Regions from separate parts of the Homo sapiens genome. Here regions 2, 3, 4 and 5 are each linked to region 1. The links are chromatin contacts, found by Hi-C or POLR2A ChIA-PET in ENCODE. All regions are on one chromosome and are shown on one strand. The core of a region is the stretch at or near the end of the contact, and the rest is flanking DNA. Distances in the headings are between cores, read along the strand shown. Region 1 holds the start of PPME1 (protein phosphatase methylesterase 1). Region 2 holds the start of CLPB (ClpB family mitochondrial disaggregase). Region 3 holds the start of ATG16L2 (autophagy related 16 like 2). Region 4 holds the start of RPS3 (ribosomal protein S3). Region 5 holds the start of FCHSD2 (FCH and double SH3 domains 2).

Region 1 (2,669 bases), core at 106-2,605:
TGCCTACAATGCAAAAAGGCAGGGTCACCCACTGTCCTTTTTCCCTTCGAGGCAGTCTTGTAGAGATTCAATGTCAAGTTTCCTGATCTGCCCTGGGTTCCTAGGTTGACTGTTCTCACTGCAGCTAACATCCCCTACTCGGTGAGCTTGTGTCTCCTTGAGCTGCTAACCTGATGAGGACTCTCTGCTGCACACTCTTTCATGATCTCAGGTCCTTCAGGAGATCGTCATGCCCTTACCCCCACTCCAATCCTATCACACCTGTCATTCCCCACTCTTCCCGGCTCTATACTCTACAATTATTTTTCCCAACTCCTGCTCATAGTCAGCCCTTCATACTTCATTCATTCAACTAACATTTACCGAGTCCTGCTTTGTACTAATCCTTGGTCATTCAGTAATGTATAAAACGTGATTCTTGCCCACAATCACACAACAAATGATATAATCCCTTTGCCAATTTATGTTTCTTCCTGTCCCTGTGGACCTCGAAAGCTACACACACACATACATTTCACTTCGTTATCAAAACCAATCCCATCATTGTTTGTTCTTCTCCTCTACAGTCATCCTACCGGTAACCTTCATCTCATTAATCGCCTGTCTGTGGCCCCTACCCCAGCCCCTAATTCCTTTCTATTCTCTGGAGGGCCAATTGCCCTTCCTTTTAACCTTCTGGTTCCCTGGCTACTTCCTTCTTACGTCCCTTTTCTTGTTTATCCAGCGGGGGTGCGGGTCTCCCTAAAATTCCTTACACCCTGCTCTCCTATTACGCTTTCCTCAATCTTTGATCGCTCAGGTTACCTCTTTTTTTGCGCCCACGGCTGCCCCCAGACCCTTGGCCTTTTCGTTGTTTCATGATGAGCCCGAGCTCTTCTTCACCAGCTCAACTCCGTCTCCAGCACCTAAGCAGTATCCTCCCGCCATCCCTCCCCACGGCGCCTGCGTTCCCCGGCAACCGGCGCCGCTGGGCAGCCTGGGAGGCAGGAAAAAGCGACTCTTCCTCTAACAGTCTCCGGAAAACGGTGCGAAGAGAAGGCGCCAAGACGCCTTCCCTCCAATACACTACAATACCCAGGACGCTTTGCTACAATACCTCTCCGGGGTTGGCTGGGGGGCGCCTCCAGCTGCGCAAGCGCATAGGGATGCGCCCTTTGTGGACTCCATTGCGCAGGGTGCATTGCCCTGAAGAGCGCTCCTCCTTCCGGTGAAAGTCGTCGGGTTCCCAGCCGGGAGTCTGCGGAGTTCTCATACTCTGTTACCCAGCTTCCTTTGTATGAGTGCTGTTGCGCACTTCCGGTGGAAGCGCTGAAGCGAGTGGGTGGAGTTTACGGAGCCGGTGGGCGGTAGGCGGTGCTACGGGTAGCTGGGTGCTGTCCAAAGGCGACAGGGCGTCGTTAGGGGAGCGAGTCGTGACCGGTTGGGCCACACTCAACGTGGGACGAAGCTTCGCCTACTGTTTGACTACGTGCGTGCAGCCTCCCCTCGATGTCGGCCCTCGAAAAGAGCATGCACCTCGGCCGCCTTCCCTCTCGCCCACCTCTACCCGGCAGCGGGGGCAGTCAGAGCGGAGCCAAGATGCGAATGGGGTACGTGACCCATACCCCTTCTCCCTATGGGCCAGGCCCCAGCCGTTGGAGAATGGTATCTCTGGGCGTTCATAGAGGCACGGGAAAGGAGTCTACTGATAGGAGAAAATGTTGGCGGCCTGGAGATATTTAGATGGAGTAGAAGGCAGATTGGGGTACTAGGGGAGGCGCCAAGTCAATAGAAATTGGAGGAAAAATAACGTTGTTGAAGGGAGAGGGGAATGAGGCAAAGGTTGGGGAAGCTGAGAGACTAACATAAGGGATCTGAGAATCACTTCCACAATAAAGGAGGCTTAGAAAAGGGAGTAGAACGGTGACAAAGGTGGAGGAGAATCGGCCAGGGAAGGTGGAGGGAAGTGGGGAATGACTGAGAGAAAAGTTGAGGGGAATTGGGCCAACAACTAAGGAAAGGTTTGGGAGGAGTAGATATTATCAGAGTTCTAATATCTGCACTGTGAGAACTAGATACTAGAAAAGCTGAGGGGGGTAGAAAACACTCGAGACAGGGCTGGAGAAGGAAAGAGGAGAACTAGGAAGCAGACGATTCTAGAGAATTCCCAGAGGTGTAAAGACAGATTCAGCGAATGAGAGGTGAGATTAGGTCTCTTAAGGGAGAATGAGAAAGTTTAGGGAGTAGGCCTAAGGTAAGGTGGAGAACATAGCCACGAAGATTGTTAAGGGTAGTAGGAATGTGCTGAGAAGCTGGACAGGATAAGGGAGAGAGAAGAAGGAGAGGACTGAAGAATTTACAGAGTGAGAAGCTGGACAGGATAAGGGAGAGAGAAGAAGGAGAGAACTGAAGAATTTACAGAGTGACCATAGGCTCTAAAGATTGAGAGATGACTATAAATACGGTTTGGTGAATGGAAGTGCTGCAGTTGTAAGGTCTGGGAAGCTTAGAGGAAGATTTGGGCAATCAGTTTTTGCTGGGCTAGTAGATCTGAGGGAAGCGACGTACTGGCCTAAGACTTTGAATTAGTGAAGCATTGGGAGTTCGAGAAATAGTTTGCTGGAAAGGAAGGAGAGCCATGTAGAAGAGATAGGTTTTGGAATTTTAGATCGTTAAATGGCTTGTGCCAG
Region 2 (2,669 bases), core at 88-2,587, 1.7 Mb before region 1:
GGCCGCTGAACTCCAAAAAGAGTCAAAATAACAGTACTGTAAAAATGTTGGGAAACTATCCTTCACTATATAAATAAAGAAATTGGTCAGACGCGGTGGCTCACGCCTGTAATCCCAGTACTTTGGGAGGCCAAGGCGGGTGGATCAGGAGGTCAAGAGATCGAGACCATCCTGACCAACAACTAAAAATACAAAAATTAGCTGGGTGTGGTGGCCCGCACCTGTAGTCCCAGCTACTTGGGAGGCTAAGGCAGGAGAATAGCTTGAACCCGGGAGGCGGAGGTTGCAGTGGGCCGAGATTGCGCCACTGCACTCCAGCTTGGCGACAGAGCAAGACTCCATCTCAGAAATAAATAAATAAATAAATAAATAAATAAATAAATAAATAAATAAATAAATTGAGGTCAAGCTGGCATTAGAACCGAGTCAGGTTGTTCCTGACTCTGGCACCTTTGGTGGCGGGGGGTAGGGGGGAGCGGTTTGGCAACTTCTCTAAACCATCTGGCGGTTGCCCTTAAAACACCCCATAATTTCCGTTTCCTGGAGATCTCAGGAAAGAGGAATTGGACCAGGCAGAATATGAGAAACATAAGGGGACCATGCTATAATATTAGATGTTTAGTCCAATATCCCCATTGTACAGATGGATAAAATGATGCCCAGAGAGGGGAAGCGGATCTATGGTACGAGATTATACAACTCCGAGGTGATGAGGTCTCTAGGGCAACACCCTGCCCCTGTAACCAGATGATGTCTGAGTCCCTCCAAGACTTAGGCTCTAAGGATCTAAACCTATAAGTACCTCCCACCCTCCTAAGATACGAAGTTAGGACAATCTTCCCGCCTCTCCCTTCCTCAAACCCAGATCTCATAATCACCCTTGTTGGACGGACTCTTGCTGTAGCAATGAACCACCAGCGCTGCGGCCAGGGCGCACATGCCCAGTCCGGCCCTGCTGGGGACCCCGTTCCAGCTGTCCTGTCCTGGGAGTGTTTCTTCGGGACCAGGAAGGCGTCCCCAAGTGGCAGCCGCGAGGCATTTGGTATCGAAGCGTCCTCCCTGGCGCCCCCCGGTGGCTGCCCCACGTCCGGAGAACAAGGCCGGCGATGTTCCAGGGCGCCCCCCGGTGGCTACCCTCAGCCACTGCGGCTCCCCGAGACTCCCAGTAGTCACATTCCGGCCGGAAGCACCTCCATGGCCCCGGAGCGTTGGGGACCTGAGCAGCCGGAGGAGTAGCCGTGGCGCCAGTGCTTTTCTCCTCAACACCAGGGACCCCAGCATCTTGACAGCTGCTTCGATAACCCCGTGGTGCCGGCCCCTGTGCTGACCACGTCCAACATGGCTGCCGCGGCGCGTTCGAAGACGCCGCGAACAGGGTGGAGTTGCGCACTACCTCACGGGAGAGGTAGTCCACAGCCCTAAGCCTTTCCCCAGCTGGAGAATAAATAAACTACGTTTCCCAGAAGGCTGTGGGATTGCGTCACAATGACTGCGGGATTATAGAAGCCCGGGGCATATTGGGAAATAGAGTTCGGGTGAAGGGGCGTGGCGATTAGAGTTAAAGATTAGAATCCCAAGACTTCTTTCCTAGTTTAGTTGAAGCACACGACACACTTTTTTTTTTTTTTTTTTTTTGAGACGGAGTCTCGCTCTGTCTCACAGGCCGGAGTGCCGTGGCGCGATCTCGGCTCACTGCAACCTTCGTCTCCTGTGTTCAAGCAATTCTCCTACCTCAGTCTCCCGAGTAGCTGGGATTACAGGCGCCCGCCACCATGCCCAGCTAATTTTTGTATTTTTAGTGGAAACGGGGTTTCACCACGTTGGCCAGGCTGGTCTCTAACTCCTGACCTCAGGCGATCCGCCCGCCTCGGCCTCCCAAAATGCTGGGGTTACAAGCGTGAGCCACCGCGCCCGGCCCACAATTTTTGACTGGTGTAAATTACCCAAGAATCTTCAGCAGAGGCATATTATGAAACTTATGCTTATTTAGTTTAGCCTATCTCTTTTTTCAGCCTGGGCGGCCTTTCAAAAAGATGTTTAGGGTAACTACTGCACCTGAGATAGGAATACATTTTATTTGAAGAGTTGACTTCCGGTCTTTTTTTTTTTTTTTTTTTTGAGACAGAATCTCACTCTGCCGCCCAAACTGGAGTGCAGTGGCGCCATCTCGGCTCACTGCAACCTCCGTCTCCCTGGTCCAAGCGATTCTCCCACCTCAGCCTACCGAGTAGCTGGGATTACAGGCACGCACCACCACGCTTGGCTAATTTTTGTATTTTTAGTAGTAGAGACGGGGTTTCACCATGTTGGCCAGGCTGGTCTCCAACTCCTGACCTCAAGCGACCCACCTGCCTCAGCCTCCCTAAGTACTGGGATTACTGGCGTGAGCCACTGCGCCTGGCCCTGATTGTGTTATTTTTAAAGGGCTTTCAAGTGGGTCATCTCATCTGATCCTCATGGCAGCTGTGTGTGAGAAGCTGGGCAAGAACTGTTATTCCCGTCTACAGTGAAGGGAATTGAGGCTCAAAGGTGAAAAGATTTGCCAGTAAATCACCTGGAGTAAAGTAATGCTCAGGTCTTCTGATTTTGAGCATATAGTTTCCATTAACACCTGCACTCCCATCCCGCCCCCTCTTTTCCAAACTGAACCCATAGGTAGGCAAAGGAGG
Region 3 (2,669 bases), core at 114-2,613, 1.4 Mb before region 1:
AAGTTCTCCTGGAGGAGGTGATGCATGATTAGGAGCCAGGCCCCCTAGAGGCGACGATGTTCCAAACATCAGGCTCGGCCTGTGCAAAGGCCATGGGCGTCTAAGACAATGACATGTGGGGGACTGAGCCCAGCTCACTGGAAGCAGAGCAGGCTACACTGACCTGGGGGCGTCTAGGCCTTCACTGCTTTCTACGTCCTCTGACCCATCCCCATCAGAATCTCAACAGACTCGTCACCTCCAGGGCCTGCACTGCTCTCCCATCGTTGCCCAACTTCTCTCGTTCCCTAGGGATGTTCAAGTCTGCCAACACTCAGAGGGCAGGGCCTGCTGGCATGCCCCAGGGTGAGGCTGTGCCCAGCGAGTCCCTCCTTTCGTGTCTCACAGTAGCCTGAGCCTGCAGAGCTGGCTCTCTAGCATCTAGCTAGAGACGGTTTGACCACAGTTCCCTGCGACCCATGATTCACTTTCGAGGGTACCCACAAGAGATGTGTCTGCTCCTCCAGACGCCGCCCAATGGGGTGAAGCGTCTGGCCCTGAGTCAGGATGCTGGGGTGCTGGCCGTCTCAGCTACCCACTCCTTTGCAACCCCAGGCAAGCAAGCTCGTTCTCTCCTCCCGGCCAGGGGCTTTCTAGATGAAATCAGCTGCACCCCTTTACTCTCAGGGACCTAAAATTTCGGCGACCATGTGGAGCCGTAAACCCTTCTGCCTCCTGTCCTCCCAGCCCCGCACCCACCTGGCGTTTTCGTGTCACGGAACCTCTGCACGTGCTCTTCTCGAGGCCTAGAGTCCCTCTCTCCCTCTGGCCAACTCCTATTTCATCCCTCACAGACCCAACTCGAACGCCATCATCCCCGGAAAGCGGGGATTCCTCCCTTCAGTCTCTGCTTCCTTATCTTGCTGTCCTGCTGCGCCGCGCCCTCAGTGTACGCGCAGAGCCCGGGGCTGAGGGCCTCTGGGTCCCTGGCTGGGTGCGCGGCCAGGAGCGCGACGGCCTGGGAAGCACCAGCGGCTCTCGAACTCGGCCCGGGCGCGGCGGGGTTAAGACACCCGGGCCTTGAGGGCCCCGCCTCCGGAGCGCTCCACCCGCGTGGGGGAAGCCTCCCCGGAGGCTCCGACCTCGCTCCTGCTTATGACCCTCGCAGCCACAGGAGCCCCCACTTAGGTGAACATTTCGGACGGGGCCCCGGCGGTTCAGACCCGGAGGCGGCTCCTCCCGGAGGCAGATCCTCCCGGCGTCGGCCTTCGGTCCTCCCCGCCAAAGCCCTCTTGGGACAAGCCGGGGATTCCCCGCCGCCGCCCGCCCCCTGGCGTCACGGAGTCCCCGCGAGGCCCCGCCCCGGCCTGGCGCCGTCCTGGGCGGGAGGAACGCGCCGCTAGGCGGGAGAGCGCGGCCATGGCGGGGCCGGGCGTCCCCGGTGCCCCCGCAGCGCGCTGGAAACGCCACATCGTGCGGCAGCTGCGGCTTCGGGACCGTACGCAAAAGGCGCTTTTCCTGGAGCTGGTGCCGGCCTGTGAGTGCGCCCCGGTGCTGAGAGGATGGCGGCTGAGGGGACGCGGCTACGGGCGCGGGGAGAGGGTTTGGCTGGCTCCTCCGCCTGTGACCCGAGTGCGCTGTGCCTTATGCCTTGAGCCTGTGCGTTACGCCCATCCCGACTGCCAGGACTCCGCCCCTTGCCATCCAGGCTCTGGTTAGAACCTGGACGAGCCCCTCCTGGTCCCCCTGCCCTCGTCGCCCCTCAGGACGGGCTCTGCCTCCCACAAGCTGGGCTTCCGAGACGCAAGTGCGTCCTCGGGTGTTGGTTTTGCAGGGTCTCTTTTGCCTCCCCACCCGGGCAGTCCCCGGGGTAGGGGCTTGATCAGTGCACTTAGTCTCGGTAGCGCAGTGAAAGAACGCGGGACTTGTCCAGAGCAGCCACTTATTGGCCCATCCGGAGAGGGGCGACACTCGGAACCTCTAAGGAGGAGGCTGTGCATCTCAGGCTCTGCCGCTGACAGGCGACGCTGGCACAGGCTTATGGAACACCTCCCTGTCAGCCTACCCAGCCTGAGGGGGCATCAGGGGGCCCCGGGCTGCTGGTGGATGCTGGCTGAGCCCAGCGAAGTCGGACTCTCAGAATTGTTTCTGGGCAGCTGGTCAGGATAGGGTGTGGCATTTCAAGAGGGGATGAACAGGTGTGCCTGTGTGTCGCACCTCTGGCCGCCTGCGATTGTATGTCTGTGGTTGGAAGTCTAACCACAATCCCTGCGGCTCTCTCACTGGGGCTAATCTTGGCCAAACCCCCACAATCAAATCTGCTCTTAGCCAGGAAAATTTCTCTGCAAGCTTCCAGGCTGCTGGTCCTCTACCTTCAGGGTTGCGAGGCCAGCCCCCACCTCCAGCAGCCACACTTCTCCACTGCTCAGACAGACAGTGGAACCGTCCAGTTTGAGGGAGGGGGTCACCGCCCCCCCAACCCCTGCCCCCCGCCCCGACCCAGGGAGCTGTGAGTCTGAGGGACTAGAGAGATCTGGAGGGCTGAAATCAGACTGAAGGGCCAGTCTTGAAACCTTGGGCAGATCACATCGCTAAGCCTCAGTCTTCTTACTTGTTAATTGGGTATAGAGACCTTCTTTAGGTTTGCTGGGTGCTGCAGTACCCTGGGGGCTGAGGTGGGGTTTTCATGA
Region 4 (2,669 bases), core at 97-2,596, 1.2 Mb after region 1:
ACCACACCTGGATAATTTTCTTTTTTCACTTTTCATAGAGATGAGGGTGTCTCATTCTGTTGCCCAGACTGGTCTCAAACTTCTGGCCTCAAGCTATCCACTTGCCTTGGCCTCCCAAAGTGCTAAGATTACAGGCCTGAGCCACTGCACCTGGCTAGAATTTTTTTTAATTGAAAAAGAAGGCCAGGCACGGTGGCTCATGCCTGTAATCCCAGCACTCTGGGAGGCTAAGGCAGGTGGATCACTTGAGGTCAGGAGTTCAAGACCAGCCTGGCCAACATAGTGAAACTTCATCTCTACTAAAAATACAAAAATTAGCTGGGTGTGGTGGTGTGCACCTGTAATCCCAGCTACTCAGGAGGCCAAGGCAGAAGAATCACTTGAACCTGGGAAGTGGAGGTTGCAGGGAGCTGAGATCGTACTACTGCACTCCAGCTTGGGCAACCGGAGAGAAAAGAAAGAAAGGAGAGAAAGAGAGAGAGAAAGAGAGAGGAAGGAAGGAAGGAAGGAAGGAAGGGCGGGCCCATGGGACCTTCTGGGACTTCTGTTACAAATTGTAATGGACTTGATGAAAGTAAGGTGGGGTAAATGAGAACAACATAAAGGACACAGAACGCAGTCCCTAGGACACTTAGTAAGTATCAGGTTTTATTATTATCATTTGGAATGGAGGAAATGGGTACAGACTGGGGGACATGAGTTGTTTTGTTTGTTTGTTTGTTTGTTTGTTTGAGACAGAGTCTCACTCTGTGGTCCAGGCTAGAGTGCAGTGGTAGGATCTTGGCCCACTGCAACCTCCATCTCCCAGGTCCAAGCAATCCTCCCACCTCAGCCTCCCGAGTAGCTGGGATTACAGGTGCCCGACACCACTCCCAGCTAATTTTTCTATTTTTAGTAGAGACGGGGTTTCACCATGTTCGCCAGGCTAATCTCGAACTCCTGACCTCAAGTAATCCGCCCGCCTTGGCCTCCCAAAGAGGAGTCTTAAATGAGTTTCACTGAGGGATTTCAGCAGATTTTCATTACAGTGTCCACCCTGAAAGTGTAGGGGCCAGAGTTCCACGCTGGTTAATCTCTCTTGCTGTGTGAACTTATACCTGTAATTTCCACCTCTGCACCTCACATTGCTTGTTTTGAAACTATGAGAATTGAACTCTAAGGTCCCCTGAAGTTTAGAAGTCCTGCTGGATGAAGCCCCTTTCCTGTTCCTGCCTACATTCTTCTTTCCCTGGACGCCTTACTTACGTAAAAACTACATTTCCCATGAGCACCCACAGGCGTGCACGCAGCGCAGCCCTCCGTCGTCGCTCGCGCCCTTTATACTCACTTCCGCCCGCGAGCCACTTCCTTTCCTTTCAGCGGAGCGCGGCGGCAAGATGGCAGTGCAAATATCCAAGAAGAGGAAGGTGAGCCTCTGGGGACTGGGTTCGGAGAACGACGGCGCCGCGCGGGTCGAGGGCTTCTCGGGGTGCCACCGCGAGGCCTGCAGCTCCGTGGCCTGCCCTGGAAGCGGCCTAGGCTTCCTGGCGTTCCTGCGGGCCGCGGATGGCGGTGGATTGAGTGAGAGGCCCCAGCCAGGAGGGCGCTGTGTGGCCGGGTTCCAAGTGAAGCGCAGAGAGATGGGCACCAGGCGCCCCTTCTGTCCCGGAGAAGGCGTTTGTGAGCATTTGTCGGTCAACGGAATTAGTAAACGTGGTATTTTGAGGGCGTGTGTCATTTCCCTCATGTCTTATCCCGTGGTTTTGGGAAGAGAAGGCAGCAGTGTATTCTTGCCTTAACTGGTCGTTTCTGGGTACAGTCCGCTGGCCCCAGGACCTCAACTTGAAGGGTTGCTGACGGTTGCTTGCTCCGTCTGGGGACCCCGGGAGGAAGCTGCCTCGGATTTAACGCCTTGTCATTACATGGGATAGAACTGTGTAAAAATCATTAGCTTTAAAAATAGACAGTTTGTCATTTCGTATATACACTTCGATGTCAAAATTAAATCCACAACTTCTCGAGAGTTAGGATTTGCCAGCTCTGTTGGTACCGTAAAGCCAAATAACATGGCTGGGATTCTTTAGACGGTGCAGGTTGTGTCTACAAGTGAGAGAGCTTATATGTTAAGTCTACTATCTATTCCTTAACAGTGACAAGTACAGTGTCTTTGCTGTGCTGAATGAAGTGTAAATAGGCCATTAGAGCAGTTTCTTGTTTTGCATGTGGAACTGTTTTAAACCCTTCGATGAAGAGATGATGACGAGTCTGACTTGGGGATGTTCTCTTTGCCCAGGTGGCCTACTCTGTGCTGCGTTCTGTGGCACAGTTTAAAGAGCCCTGGTTGAAGTAATTTCCTAAAGATGACTTAGAGGCATTTGTCTGAGAAGGGTTGCTGCACTCCTGTTGGAACAAGGGTTTGGAACCATTGGTTGGAGGTATTTAGTTTTGGTGAGGGATGCATTGACTAATAAGACTAGACTGGCTCAGGCGAAAGTGAGCCTACACCGATCTCCTAATTTTGAACTTTGCTTTGTTTGGATTAGTTTGTCGCTGATGGCATCTTCAAAGCTGAACTGAATGAGTTTCTTACTCGGGAGCTGGCTGAAGATGGCTACTCTGGAGTTGAGGTGCGAGTTACACCAACCAGGACAGAAATCATTATCTTAGCCACCAGGTAAAACTCATTTGAC
Region 5 (2,669 bases), core at 101-2,600, 1.0 Mb before region 1:
GCGGCAGCAGACACGGGTGAGTTAGGCGTTAGGCAAATGTTTGCCCACGAGGGGAGGACAGAACGGCCTCATCCACCCAGTGCCCAGAGTAGACATTCAGTATCCATCTGTAGGATTAAAAAGACAAGGACACAGCCTCGGCCCCTGGGAAAGCTGGGGAAGGGCGCAGCGGGGAGACTGATGACAAGCCGGGTGCATCCGTCACTCCCACCCTGGTCATCCAACCCCGGATCGCAGTGCACACCCCACGCACCTCCCGGGCCCGGTCCTCGCTTTTCTGAAGACAGCACGACAGCCTCCTCGCCCCTCAGCCGGGGACGAGGCAGGACCCGTCAATCCTTAATTTGTTTTCCCTTGGGGTGGGGAGGCGGTGACTATTCCAACTTCTTTTCGGCCGCCCCGTGGGAAAAGCAGGCCAAACCCTAAGGCTAGGCTAGAAACAAATCCCCCGCAAATTTGCAAACGGGCGGGGCTGGCGACAAGCGGCTGGAGGGCTCAAAGCTGGTGCAGACTAAACAATCACACACGCACAAGGCTCTGCAAAGCTGCAGGGGCGTCCCCGCCTCCCCCTCGGTGCAGCCCCGAGAATGCACTTTGCAGCGGGCAGCATTGCCATGCGCGCGCACACACACAAATGCACACCCGAAACTCTTGTGAAATGTCTGGGGGTCTCCTGCGTTAGAGGACGGACGAGCCCCGGCGGCCCCTCTGTCGGAAAGGCAACTCACACGCGCGCCCCCCACCTGGAGCCGGCGGCAAGTCGGTGACAAGCCCAAGACGAGGGCGGTCACGGCCCCTTGCGGGAGGGGGAAGGGGCGCAGCGGTCGCCCCAGCCGCGTTCCGCGTACGCATCTCTCCGAACCCCAAAGCCCCCCAGCTGCGCCCTTACCTTCCTCGGCGGCGGCTGCATGATGCTGAAGGGACATCAATCCTCCCCGACGGCAGCGTTAGCAAGGACCAGGAGGAGGAGGAGGGCCGGAGAGGAGGGGACGGCCCAGCGAGCGCGCGCGTGTGTGAAAGGAGCGCTTAAGAAGCAAGACTTGCCCCGGAGGGAGCAGGCCAGCGGGCGGCAGGCGGACCCCAGCCAGAGAGCGAGTGTGAGGAGACGAGGGAGGAGCACCGGGAAGGCTTGGGGCCCGGGCGGCCCGGGCGGCCCGGGGGTGTGTGAGGAAGGAGGCGGAGACGGCGAGGGGGCGGGGGCCCCAGGAGCAGGGGCGCGAGGGTCTCAGCCGGCCGGGCGGCGGGTTAGCCGCAGCCGCGTTGTCCGCGCTCCCGGTCGGCCGCCTGCGCCGCCGCTCCCGGCGGACGCAGCGGCCCCCACCCCACCCACTCAGGCGGCCCGGCCCTCGCTGGGCCTAACGCCCCCGCCCGCCCGGGAGGAGGAAGGTGGCGCCGCTCTCCCCGCTAGGGCTCCACCACTCAGGCCGCGGGAATTTCCGGCCTCGCCGCGCGGCGCAGCGCCCCGCTCCGGATGCTGAGGGAACCGCTCTGTCCAGAGCGGGGTTCGAGGGGCCGGTCCGGGCTGCCAGGAGGGAGCTAGGCCACGGCACGGGGCTTCGTACCGCGGCAGGGGAAGGGGGAAGCTAACGGATTGGTCGGTGGGTGGGAGGTGTAGAAACGCCAGCGCCACGCGAAAATCCCCCCTTTCTCTCCGAGAGTGGCACGTTCCAGACGCCTCCTGCCCTCCCTCCCCCACGCTGGGAGCCAGCCGGGGGCTTCCCGCGCGCTTTCCCGCCAGCTCGCCCCGGCGCGCGCGTCTCCGCTCGGGGGCGCGCACGTGGGCGGGAGAGGGCTCCGCGCCGACGCACGCGCACAGGCCGCCCCCGCCTCCTGCCTGCCTTTGCGTGTGTGTGTGTGTGTGTGTGTGTGTGTGTGTGTGTGTGTGTGTGTGTGTGTGTGTGTGTCGGGGGGCGCGGGGGACGACGCTCGCAGGGAAACGTTTGCAGTGGGGAGGGGGGCGCAGCATGCCTGTGGGATACGAGAATTCCGGCGTTTTCTTCCTCTCAGCCCCTCAACACCCTACTCTCCCTACCAGCTAGATGTGCGCGAGAGAGGCGAGCAAGGACAAGTCGCTTTGCGGCTGGCCGCAGGTGCCAGGCCATTGCGATTGTAGGGCGGAAAGGCAGTTGCTCTGCAAAGGAAACGGCGGCACTCTACTGCAGGGCATTCAAGTCAAACATCACTGACTCCGCTGAGAGGGAGCCAAGAGAACGTTAAGGCCGAGGCCCCCGTTTCACAGACGGGGAGGCAAGTGCCCATAGAGGGAAGCCTTTCTAAAGGTTACACAGCAGGACTAGAATCTGCGTCAGGAAGTGTTCTATGGGTTATTTTAAAAAAGAAACAGGTGCAGGATAATAAGCACGAGGAAAAGTAGAAGAGGCAGGAGAGGCCATAGAGGAAGCCCTTGTCTGGGAGTCAGGATCTCTGGGTGCCAGTCCACTTTGCCTGCTCCTTAACAGGCTAGGTGAGCTCGGCTTCCTTATCTGCCAGTGAGGGTGCTTATCTAAGCAGTGCACCCCACCACCACACATGAACCTTCCTGCTCTGTTCAGACCATCTACGGGGGAGTTTATCGACCTCCCTTGGGGTCCTCAGAAGAGGAATACCTCTTCCCCATGCCCAGGGAGGTTTTTTTTTTTTTTTTGAGTCACGGGGCTGTGTGGAGGCTG

Evidence for each region. Hi-C counts contacts between places; a loop is a spot of excess contacts on that map. ChIA-PET counts read pairs that join two places held with the same protein, here RNA polymerase II (POLR2A). Pooled maps may share reads with other maps.
Region 2: a map of CD4-positive, alpha-beta T cell shows a loop between it and region 1 (8-fold over the local background). The contact joins the promoter of CLPB here to the promoter of PPME1 in region 1. A Hi-C loop is called at or near these places in 3 of 168 maps with a recorded cell type or tissue (CD4-positive, alpha-beta T cell, CD8-positive, alpha-beta T cell and naive thymus-derived CD4-positive, alpha-beta T cell) and 10 of 50 pooled maps.
Region 3: a map of naive thymus-derived CD4-positive, alpha-beta T cell shows a loop between it and region 1 (16-fold over the local background). The contact joins the promoter of ATG16L2 here to the promoter of PPME1 in region 1. A Hi-C loop is called at or near these places in 2 of 168 maps with a recorded cell type or tissue (naive thymus-derived CD4-positive, alpha-beta T cell and posterior vena cava) and 8 of 50 pooled maps.
Region 4: a map of CD8-positive, alpha-beta T cell shows a loop between it and region 1 (12-fold over the local background). The contact joins the promoter of RPS3 here to the promoter of PPME1 in region 1. A Hi-C loop is called at or near these places in 1 of 168 maps with a recorded cell type or tissue (CD8-positive, alpha-beta T cell) and 6 of 50 pooled maps. POLR2A ChIA-PET finds 5 or more read pairs at or near these places in 1 of 52 experiments (activated T-cell).
Region 5: a pooled map shows a loop between it and region 1 (15-fold over the local background). The contact joins the promoter of FCHSD2 here to the promoter of PPME1 in region 1. A Hi-C loop is called at or near these places in 1 of 37 single-sample maps with no recorded cell type and 7 of 50 pooled maps. POLR2A ChIA-PET finds 5 or more read pairs at or near these places in 2 of 52 experiments (Caco-2 and GM12878).

What each region holds. Positions count from the first base shown.
Region 1 is chr11:74,169,934-74,172,602 of GRCh38, forward strand. It overlaps PPME1 (protein phosphatase methylesterase 1), which reads left to right and starts at 1,356. Exons shown (of 14, transcript NM_016147.3): 1 at 1,356-1,589. The coding sequence starts at 1,489. C2CD3 (C2 domain containing 3 centriole elongation regulator) reads right to left here and starts at 1,069. Exons shown (of 33, transcript NM_001286577.2): 1 at 805-1,069. The coding sequence starts at 859. RefSeq lists enhancers at 304-1,227, 1,001-1,450, 1,228-2,150.
Region 2 is chr11:72,433,194-72,435,862 of GRCh38, forward strand. It overlaps CLPB (ClpB family mitochondrial disaggregase), which reads right to left and starts at 1,338. Exons shown (of 16, transcript NM_001258392.3): 1 at 879-1,338. The coding sequence starts at 1,281. RefSeq lists enhancers at 960-1,419, 1,483-2,289.
Region 3 is chr11:72,813,048-72,815,716 of GRCh38, forward strand. It overlaps ATG16L2 (autophagy related 16 like 2), which reads left to right and starts at 1,364. Exons shown (of 18, transcript NM_033388.2): 1 at 1,364-1,516. The coding sequence starts at 1,399. LOC107984421 (a long non-coding RNA gene) reads right to left here and starts at 1,020. Exons shown (of 3, transcript XR_007062771.1): 1 at 1-1,020. RefSeq lists silencers at 517-606, 1,007-1,456 and an enhancer at 1,987-2,136.
Region 4 is chr11:75,398,172-75,400,840 of GRCh38, forward strand. It overlaps RPS3 (ribosomal protein S3), which reads left to right and starts at 1,347. Exons shown (of 7, transcript NM_001005.5): 1 at 1,347-1,406; 2 at 2,523-2,653. The coding sequence starts at 1,377. It overlaps SNORD15A (small nucleolar RNA, C/D box 15A), which reads left to right and starts at 2,220; the gene lies at 2,220-2,367. RefSeq lists enhancers at 1,324-1,683, 1,910-2,669.
Region 5 is chr11:73,140,968-73,143,636 of GRCh38, forward strand. It overlaps FCHSD2 (FCH and double SH3 domains 2), which reads right to left and starts at 1,351. Exons shown (of 20, transcript NM_014824.3): 1 at 890-1,351. The coding sequence starts at 910. RefSeq lists enhancers at 1-570, 70-299, 2,170-2,279, 2,360-2,499 and silencers at 480-619, 1,020-1,399, 1,560-1,939.